Regions from separate parts of the Homo sapiens genome. Here region 1 is linked to region 2. A link is a contact called in ENCODE Hi-C or POLR2A ChIA-PET data. All regions are on one chromosome and are shown on one strand. The core of a region is the stretch at or near the end of the contact, and the rest is flanking DNA. Distances in the headings are between cores, read along the strand shown. Region 1 holds the start of DACT3 (dishevelled binding antagonist of beta catenin 3). Region 2 holds the start of PNMA8C (PNMA family member 8C).

The links. Hi-C counts contacts between places; a loop is a spot of excess contacts on that map. ChIA-PET counts read pairs that join two places held with the same protein, here RNA polymerase II (POLR2A). Pooled maps may share reads with other maps.
Region 1: a loop to region 2 is called in a pooled map, with 2.4 times the contacts of the local background. The contact joins the promoter of DACT3 here to the promoter of PNMA8C in region 2. A Hi-C loop is called at or near these places in 1 of 37 single-sample maps with no recorded cell type and 1 of 50 pooled maps. POLR2A ChIA-PET finds 5 or more read pairs at or near these places in 2 of 52 experiments (OCI-LY7 and activated CD4-positive, alpha-beta T cell).

What each region holds. Positions count from the first base shown.
Region 1 is chr19:46,658,808-46,662,621 of GRCh38, reverse strand. DACT3 (dishevelled binding antagonist of beta catenin 3) reads left to right here and starts at 1,440. Exons shown (of 4, transcript NM_145056.3): 1 at 1,440-1,806. The coding sequence starts at 1,558. DACT3-AS1 (DACT3 antisense RNA 1) reads right to left here and starts at 2,258. Exons shown (of 3, transcript NR_040042.1): 1 at 2,214-2,258. RefSeq lists silencers at 1,063-1,182, 1,393-1,642.
Region 2 is chr19:46,426,888-46,431,235 of GRCh38, reverse strand. PNMA8C (PNMA family member 8C) reads left to right here and starts at 2,300. Exons shown (of 1, transcript NM_001386793.1): 1 at 2,300-4,348. The coding sequence starts at 2,877. The coding sequence ends at 3,491. RefSeq lists enhancers at 2,300-2,569, 4,221-4,270, 4,115-4,348.

The DNA of each region.
Region 1 (3,814 bases), core at 191-2,690, 230 kb before region 2:
TGTGGCTCTTAATCCATGGAAGACACTGCTCCAAGTACCTAATACATTTCATTGAATCCTCAGAACAACTGTATGAGGCAGCCAGTATTATGATCCCGTGATCAGATGAAGAAACGGTGGCACAGAGAGGTTAAGTAAGTTTTCCAAGGTCACACAGCTGGAAAGTGACAGATCTGTGACTCACCCCGAGGAAGTCTGGCTCCTGGAGACTTTGCTGTCTATCGCCACTATCAATTTCTCTCCATCTCACCACCAGAAGGTCACTTCGTGCACGGGGAATCATAAAAGAGGGAATTTCTTGTATGATCTTCTGGGCCTTGGCTTTTAGGGAGCCAAGGTCTGTCTGAGAGATGAGTATGAATATTAGAGCTAGGTCTTGGAAGTTGGTAGAGGCAGGCTCGGCGTAGTGATACAGATTGGCCGCCTGAGGGTGCCCCAGCCCTGCTTGCGGAGCCTGGAGAGACAGCAGGAAGCCTTGGAAACGAATGTCAGGCTCAGACTCCTAGGACCAGAGAACGTTGAGAATAGAGCATCATAGAAGGCTGAGAACAAAGCCCCTTAGAACGTAGAACAAAGGCCCCTGGAATGGAAGAATGATGAGCACACATCCTCCTAGCACCTGGGAGACAAAAGCTGCTTAGACTCTCTTCTGGTCAAAGCATAGAATCTTCCACCCAGGGTCTTATAATTCCAGAATTTGGAATGCAATCGATCTTAGACTCTTAGCAGCAAGACCGGCTACATATTTGGCCTAGTGCAAAGTGAAAATAAGGGGCCCCTTGCTCAAAAACTAAAAATTTCAAGACAGAAATTGCAGAACATTCAACCAAGCGCGAAGACCCTTCTAAGTGGATTCCAAGCCGGTGAAGCCGGCCCTAAGTAGAAACAATTTCATCGGAGGACGTCCGTCTGGTTTTACAGCTGAGTGTCTGGGAAGGCTTCTTGGAAGAGGAGGCGAAGTCAGGGCTCGACCCCCTAACCCTTTTCTCCCCCTGCGCAGCCTCAGAAGCTGAAGGTTGGGCGGGGTGGAGGGGTAGGAGCAGCTGCCAAACTGTCACGTGTACCCATTCCCTATTTATAGATCACCCTTCCCCTCGCGCCGGACAGTCCAATGGTAGCCAGCGCTCGCCCGCAAGAGGGTGGAACCTGCTGCAGGACCGGCCAGGCACAGACCAATGGCATTGAAGCAAGGGCGGGCTTGTTTCATTGTGACGCGTGGGGGGGCGTGGCCAGGGCCCCGAGGCAGTTGCACGGAGGGGGCGTGGCGAGCGGAGTGAGTAGGCAGTTGCGAGCATGCGTCGTGTTGGGCGGTGCGGTTGCACGCCCGAGAGTCTTCGTCAGGAAGCTTATTCGCCAATAGGCGGCTGTTGCTCGGTCGCCGGGGGCGTGGCCATGCAGATAAGGCGCGGGTGGGCGGCCCAATGGGCGGGCGCCTATGCAGATGAGACGGTGACAGCCCGGCCAGCGGGCGGGCGGGCAGGCTGCTGGGGCGGGGAGGTGGGACCGGGAGAGGGGTGGCCGCGGGGCCCGGCCGGGCTGGGGCGGGGGGCCGCAGCCATGATCCGGGCCTTCTCGTTCCCGGTGAGCCCTGAGCGGGGCCGGCTGCGGGGCTGGCTGGAGGGTAGCCTGGCCGGGCTCTGCGAGTTACATTGGCTCCGGGAGAGGCAGGAGTACCGCGTGCAGCAGGCGCTGCGGCTGGCCCAGCCCGGAATGGGGGGCGCCGAGGCCGAGGACGAGGAGGACGCCGATGAGGATGAAGATGCGGCGGCGGCGCGCCGGGCCGCAGCGGCCCTGGAGGAGCAGCTGGTAAGGGGCTGCCTGTCCGTCCGTCCCTCCACCCCCGTCTGTGTCTGTCTGTCTCGGTTGGATGCTCAGACACCGGGCGGGGGTTGGGGACCCGGGTAGGCAGGGAGTGAGAAAGGACAGGGGGTGGGGCTGGCGACCCCGGAGTTCCGGCGGCGGGCCGGACCTGGCCTCCCCGCCCCCAAATCGGGGGAGGGGGAACTGCATCGCCCCCACTGGGGCCTCGTGAGAAACACAGGCCCTGTCTCTTACACCCCTTCCCCAAAGAAAATCCTTGTGGGCGCCAAGTATGTGTCAAACCCGAGACCGGGTACTTTGCAGGCGTTGTCTTCTTGCGGCTTGGGAAACGGGGTGATAGTCCCCATTTAACAGAGAAACAAATTGAGGCTCAGAGAGAGCAAGCGACTCACCCAAGGTGACACAGCCAGGCTCCAAACATGCCCTTCTCTGGGCCCCGCCACCAGGGCTCCATCTTCCCTAAGTCCTGGTGTGCTTGGAGATCTCTGGAGGGGGCGGGGTGGGAGGAGGGGAATCTCAGGGCCTCCAGAGGGAGGGACCACTGCTGAGAGGAAGCTCACAGTCCCTGAGGACCCCCCACTGGGATCTTGACCCTTTGGTGACACTTCCCCTGCTTCCTACCTGGCCCCAGCTCTCCTTGACCCAAGGGGAGGCAGGTCGAGGCAGCGCCTGGGGGAGACTTCTGGACTCTGGGTGTTCTCATGGTGGAAGATGGGCAGAGGTCTCCGGAATGACTTGAGGACGCCCCATGCCTCTCCCCTTTCTATGTCATTCCTTGAGTCTCCCGATCTCGTCCTGGGTTCTGTCACTCTCTCCGTCCTGCCACATCCCTGTGACTTTCTGTGTCTGCTTCTCTTTCTTCATCCTGTCTCTCTGTCTCTGTGATCTCTGTGTCCCTCTGCATCTGTCTCCTTGGCCTTCCCTTCCTGCCTGTCTGCACCTCGCTCTCTTCTTCTTGCCCGACGTCCCAGGCTCAGTCTGTCTTCCCCTCCCCCCAGCCCGCACACCCTGGCTCCACGGCAGATCCCCATCCCCAAGCCTGTGTGTGGCCAGAGCTTCCCGTTTCGGGAAACCTGAGCCGAGGTGGCAGTGGAGGGGGCTCTCCCCGCCGCTGACCTCGACCGCCCCCTCCCCAGATGGGGAGTGGGGAGGAAGACTGAAGCCAGGCTCCCGGGGCTGCACGCCCGGCCCCTCCCCCTCTCAGGAGTGGGACCCCCCTGCACATTCTTTTCTGGAAACAGAAACAGCTGTGGGAGGCCCCACCCCCTCCCAAAGTTAGAGACGGATTGTGGGGGCCTTCGCTAGCTCCCCCCACCCCAAGCTGGCTCGGCTTGGAAGGCGCCTTCCATCCTGACAAGGAGAATGCGAGGCATGAGGTTGGGGTAGCTGTGGGTAGCTGTGTCCTCTCCCCCTCTGCCCTCGGTCTCTCCCCTTTTCACCCTTCACCTTCCCCATCTCTGCCCTTCAGTCTCCCTCTCCTCGGTCCCTCTGTCCCCTCCTCCCCCTCAGCCCTCTGTCCTCCCGGCACGAGCTGATAGTGGAGAGGCCTGTCCCCCCACCCCCCAGTCTCTAGGCAAAGCTTGTCCCAGCATCAGGGAGGAGGCGGTGGCAGGCGGGGGGAGGAGGAGGAGCAGAGAAGCGCTAAATATAAACTTCTCTAGTGCTGGGGGTTCCTGGGTCCCTCTGAAGAGTGGATTAGGGCTTCTTCTGATCCCCCAACCCTTGTCTTATGACTTATCCCCCCACCCCCAGCCCCTGCCAGGAATACACTTCCTTCAAGGCAAGAAAGACTGAAGCCAGACTTGATTACTTTCTAATAGGAATGATGGGGATACCAGGTAAAGATCAGGGGTGTGGCAGAGAAGAGAGGCAGGAATCCTGGGTGAGGGCAGGGGCTCCCTGGGTCCTGCTTGCTCTCAAGAAGGAAAAAGGTTCCTTTCATCAAGAATAACTTAAGTTAGACTTGCAGAATGACTTCCTAATAGAGATAAAT
Region 2 (4,348 bases), core at 1,051-3,550:
AGTATTGATGAGCATGTGGCGAAACTGGATTTTTTTTTTTTACACTGTTTGGTGGGAGAATAAAATGGTACGACCAGTTTGGGAAACTTGTAGAATCTGCTAAGGCATTTGTTCAGGCTTAAAACTAATGGATATGTACATATATGTTCACCAAGAAACATAGACCACGTAATATGTGATTCCATTTATGTAAAATACAAAAACAGGCAAAACTAACCTATGCTGTTGAAAGTCAAGATAGTGGCTTCCCTTAAGAGGATATAGTGATTTGGAGAAAGCACAGGATATCCTCTGGGAATGCTATGATGTTCATTTACTGATTTGGGTGCTGGTTACACCATGTGTTCAGTTAATGGATTTTCATTTATAATTCGTGCACTTCTGACTACGTGTAAAAACAAAGTTTCAGGGGATGTCGGTTTCAGGTGTTGTTTGATCCTGAGGCATATGATGTCTTCCTGACTATGGCCTGGTTTCTGGTTGTTCCCTCAACTCTGCCTTCCTCTAGATGCAAAGTTCATCCTCAAAGTGTTTATTGGCTGGACGCGGTGGTTCATGCCTGTAAGCCCAGCACTTTGGGAGGCCGGGGCAGGTGGATCACTTGAGGTCAGGAGTTTGAGACCAGCCTGGACAACATGGTGAAACCCTGTCTCTACTAAAAACACAAAAAGTTAGCCGGGCGTGGTGGCGGGCGCCTGTAATCTCAGCTGTTTTACAGGCTGGGGCAGGAGAATTGCTTGAACCTGAGAGGTTGAGGTTGCAGTGAGTCGAGATCGCGCCACTGCACTCCAGCCTGGGCGACAGAGCAAGACTCTGTCTGAAAGAAAGAAGGAAAGAAAGAAAAAAGAAGGAAGGAAGGAAGGAAGGAAGGAAGGAAGGAAGGAAGGAAGGAAGAGAGTTTGTCATGCTTCCAAGACAGCCTCCTGTAGCTCCTATACTTAGTCTTTCACGTCTAGGAGGAAAGAGAGAGTCTTCCTCCGCTTACCAGTTGCAGAAATCCTTACCTTCATTCTGACTGGACTTACTGAGTTCACGTGTCTAACCTTTAACCAATCTCAGAGAAGAGGGGCATATTAAGCACTAATTGCTTTTTGTCCAGGTTACCTGGGTGACCATTTCTGAACCAATCACTGTGGGAAGGAGGGTGAGATTATGCTAATTGGTTCAAGCCAATCAGGGCTTATCCCTGGAACTGGGGGTATAAAGGGTGTCGACCTAACCCAAATGTTTTGGCTTTATTAATGGGGACTGGGGAGGAGAGGAATAGACATTGTGGATGTCATCACATGGGGGAGACATTTCTTATTTATTTTTAAACATTTATTTGAAACAACCATAAACCTACAGAAGAGTTGCAAATATAGTATAAAGAATGTTTTCGCGGCCAGGTGCAATGGCTGTGGCCTGTAATCCTAGCATTTTGGGAGGCCGAAGTGGATGGATCACCTGAGGTTGGGAGTTCAAGACCAGCCTGGCCGACATGGTGAAACTACATCTCTACTAAAAATACAAAAATTAGCTGAGCTTGGTGGCACATGCCTGTAATCCCAGCTACTTGGGAAGCTGAGGCAGGAGAATCGCTTGAACTGGGGAGGCAGAGGTTGCAATGAGCCAAGATCGGGCCACTGCACTCTAGCCTGGGCAACAGAGGGAGACTTCATCTCAAAAAAAAAAAAAAAAAAAAAAGAATGTTTTATCCTCTGAAGCATTTTGAGTCTAAATTGTCATATCGCTCTGAATATTATAGTGTGTGTGTGTGTGTGTGTGTGTGTCCTACATGCAAGAACATTCCACTGTAAAGATACATTTGTTCCCTTTGATGAGTATTATATGGGCAGGTACTTTGATAGTTCACATTCTTCACCAAACTTTGCATTCACGTGCTTATATCTACATCAACTCATAGATTCTAATTTTATTCAAGGGGTTATAATCTGTTACTTTCATTTTTAACGTTGATGCTCAAATTGTCCCAGGGTTGGCCAGTGGGAGCATTTCAGGCTGGTTCCTCTGTCTTTCCAGGTGTTCTCATTTTTTTTTTTTAATCACTTCCTTACTTTCTGACCCCAAAAGATGCCCCGGGTGCCTCTTGTACATTCGCTGTCCCCTCACCCCTGGAATCGGCTATTATTCAAAGGAGAATCGCGGGCGCTTCTGAGGGCTGGTGGCCGACCCCTCACCTCCGAATGACCCCCTCAGACTCTTGATTTCAATGCGGCCAGTCGGCCAATGGCAGAGGAGATGGATGCTTCAGCGGTTGCCATGGAGACCGCCAGGCCGCAGAGCGGAAGGAGGCGGTGACGTCACCGCGGGAGCAAGTGCAGCGGCCACATCCTCGTCCTAGTCCGGCGACAGGGCACTGAGTGCAACCTCTGGGCCAGCGGTGAGGGACGCGCCTCCCTGCCTGCCAGGGCCGCGCCTACGACACTCTGTTGGCAGTTGTCCCAGGGAGATCAGCAGTCCCAGATCCGGAGAGACCGTTGGGGCCTGTGAGACCTTCGGAGGCCACGCCAAGAAAGGGGAAGCATCATCTTTAGACCCTCCTTGGTGCAGCCTTGCCCAGGACCCGGGAGCCACGAGTCAGGTGGCAAACACCGCCTTCTGCTTCTCCAGCACGCGTAAGTCCCTGGGAATCTTCGAGCCCACTCAGAGGGAGCCACAGAAGCCCCGACGTTGCACAGCCCTGCAGGCAGGGGCTGGGGGCATCCTTCACTGAGCTGGACGAAGGGGTCCTGGGAGCGGCCTCCGGCCCCTGAGGCCTCACTCTCTCGTAGCCTTTGGGAAGGAATCGCGGCATCCTGGATAATTTCGTGGATTCCCGAGGCAGCTCAGGTGTCCACCAGCGGGCATACTGCTGCCTCAAAGAGTTGGGCAAGATGCTGTTCGGGGTGAAGGACATTGCACTGTTGGAGCACGGGTGCAAGGCCCTGGAGGTGGACAGTTACAAGTCCCTGATGATCCTGGGGATCCCGGAGGACTGCAACCACGAGGAATTCGAAGAGATTATTCGGCTGCCCCTCAAACCTCTAGGCAAGTTCGAAGTGGCTGGGAAGGCCTATCTGGAAGAAGATAAATCCAAGGCGGCCATCATTCAGCTGACGGAGGACATCAATTACGCCGTGGTCCCCAGGGAGATCAAGGGCAAGGGCGGTGTGTGGAGAGTGGTCTACATGCCCCGGAAGCAGGACATTGAATTCCTGACCAAGCTGAACCTCTTTCTGCAGAGCGAGGGCAGGACGGTGGAGGATATGGCCCGGGTCCTGAGGCAGGAACTGTGTCCCCCAGCCACGGGCCCCAGAGAGCTGCCTGCAAGAAAGTGCTCTGTGCCTGGGCTGGGGGAGAAACCGGAGGCTGGGGCCACCGTCCAGATGGACGTGGTGCCACCTCTGGACTCCTCCGAGAAGGAGAGCAAGGCTGGAGTTGGCAAGAGGGGCAAAAGGAAGAACAAGAAAAACCGCCGGCGGCATCACGCCTCAGACAAGAAGCTGTGAGGTGGTGGCATCGGGTGGGCGTGGGGAGTGTCTGAGGGGGTGTGGGTGATGACTGTGGGAGGGTAGGTACCACCTCACTACGTTTAAGGAGTGCGAGTGAGTGTGGGTAATGCAAGGGAGGGTGGGAATGACTCTAGTGAGTGGGTAACTTTGGAGTAAGAATGGGTATCATTTGGATAGCACAGGTAACATCTGACTAGTGCGAAAGAGGTGGATATCTTTATCTGAGTTAACTAACTTGTGGGTTACATCTGAGTGGGTGTGGTTAACGTCTGGGTGCCCGTGGCTCATTTATTCATCTTACAGATATTTATTGCATACCTACTATGTTCCAGGAGCTGGGGATATGGAAGGGAGTAAACTCAATAAAAATCCCTGCCTTCATGGCACTCAGAGTAAGTGGGTAATATTTGAATTACTTGGAGACATCAGAGTGAGCGTAGGTAGCATTTGAGTACATGTGGGTAACAGCTGAATGATCATAAAATCTGGTTGAGTGTGGATTGCTCATTCATCCATGTATCCATGCAACCAACAAAATTTCCTGAGGACCTACAGTGTGCCAGGCACTGGGGATACAGAAGGGGAATAAACAGACCAAAACCTTGCCCGTGACTCTCATAGTAGCTATTTGAGTAGGTGCGGGTAACATTTGGGTTACTTGAATACACGTTAGTGAGTGTGGGTAGCATTAGAGTGTGTGGGTGGCATCCGCGTATAATTGAAAGTAGTTGTGGGTAATATTTGAGAGTGTGCGGGTAACACCTGAATATGTGTATGGGTATCATTTGAGTAGATGAGAGTAATTTCTAAGCGAGGAAGGGTCTCAAAGACCCACAAATATCTTCCGCTACTCG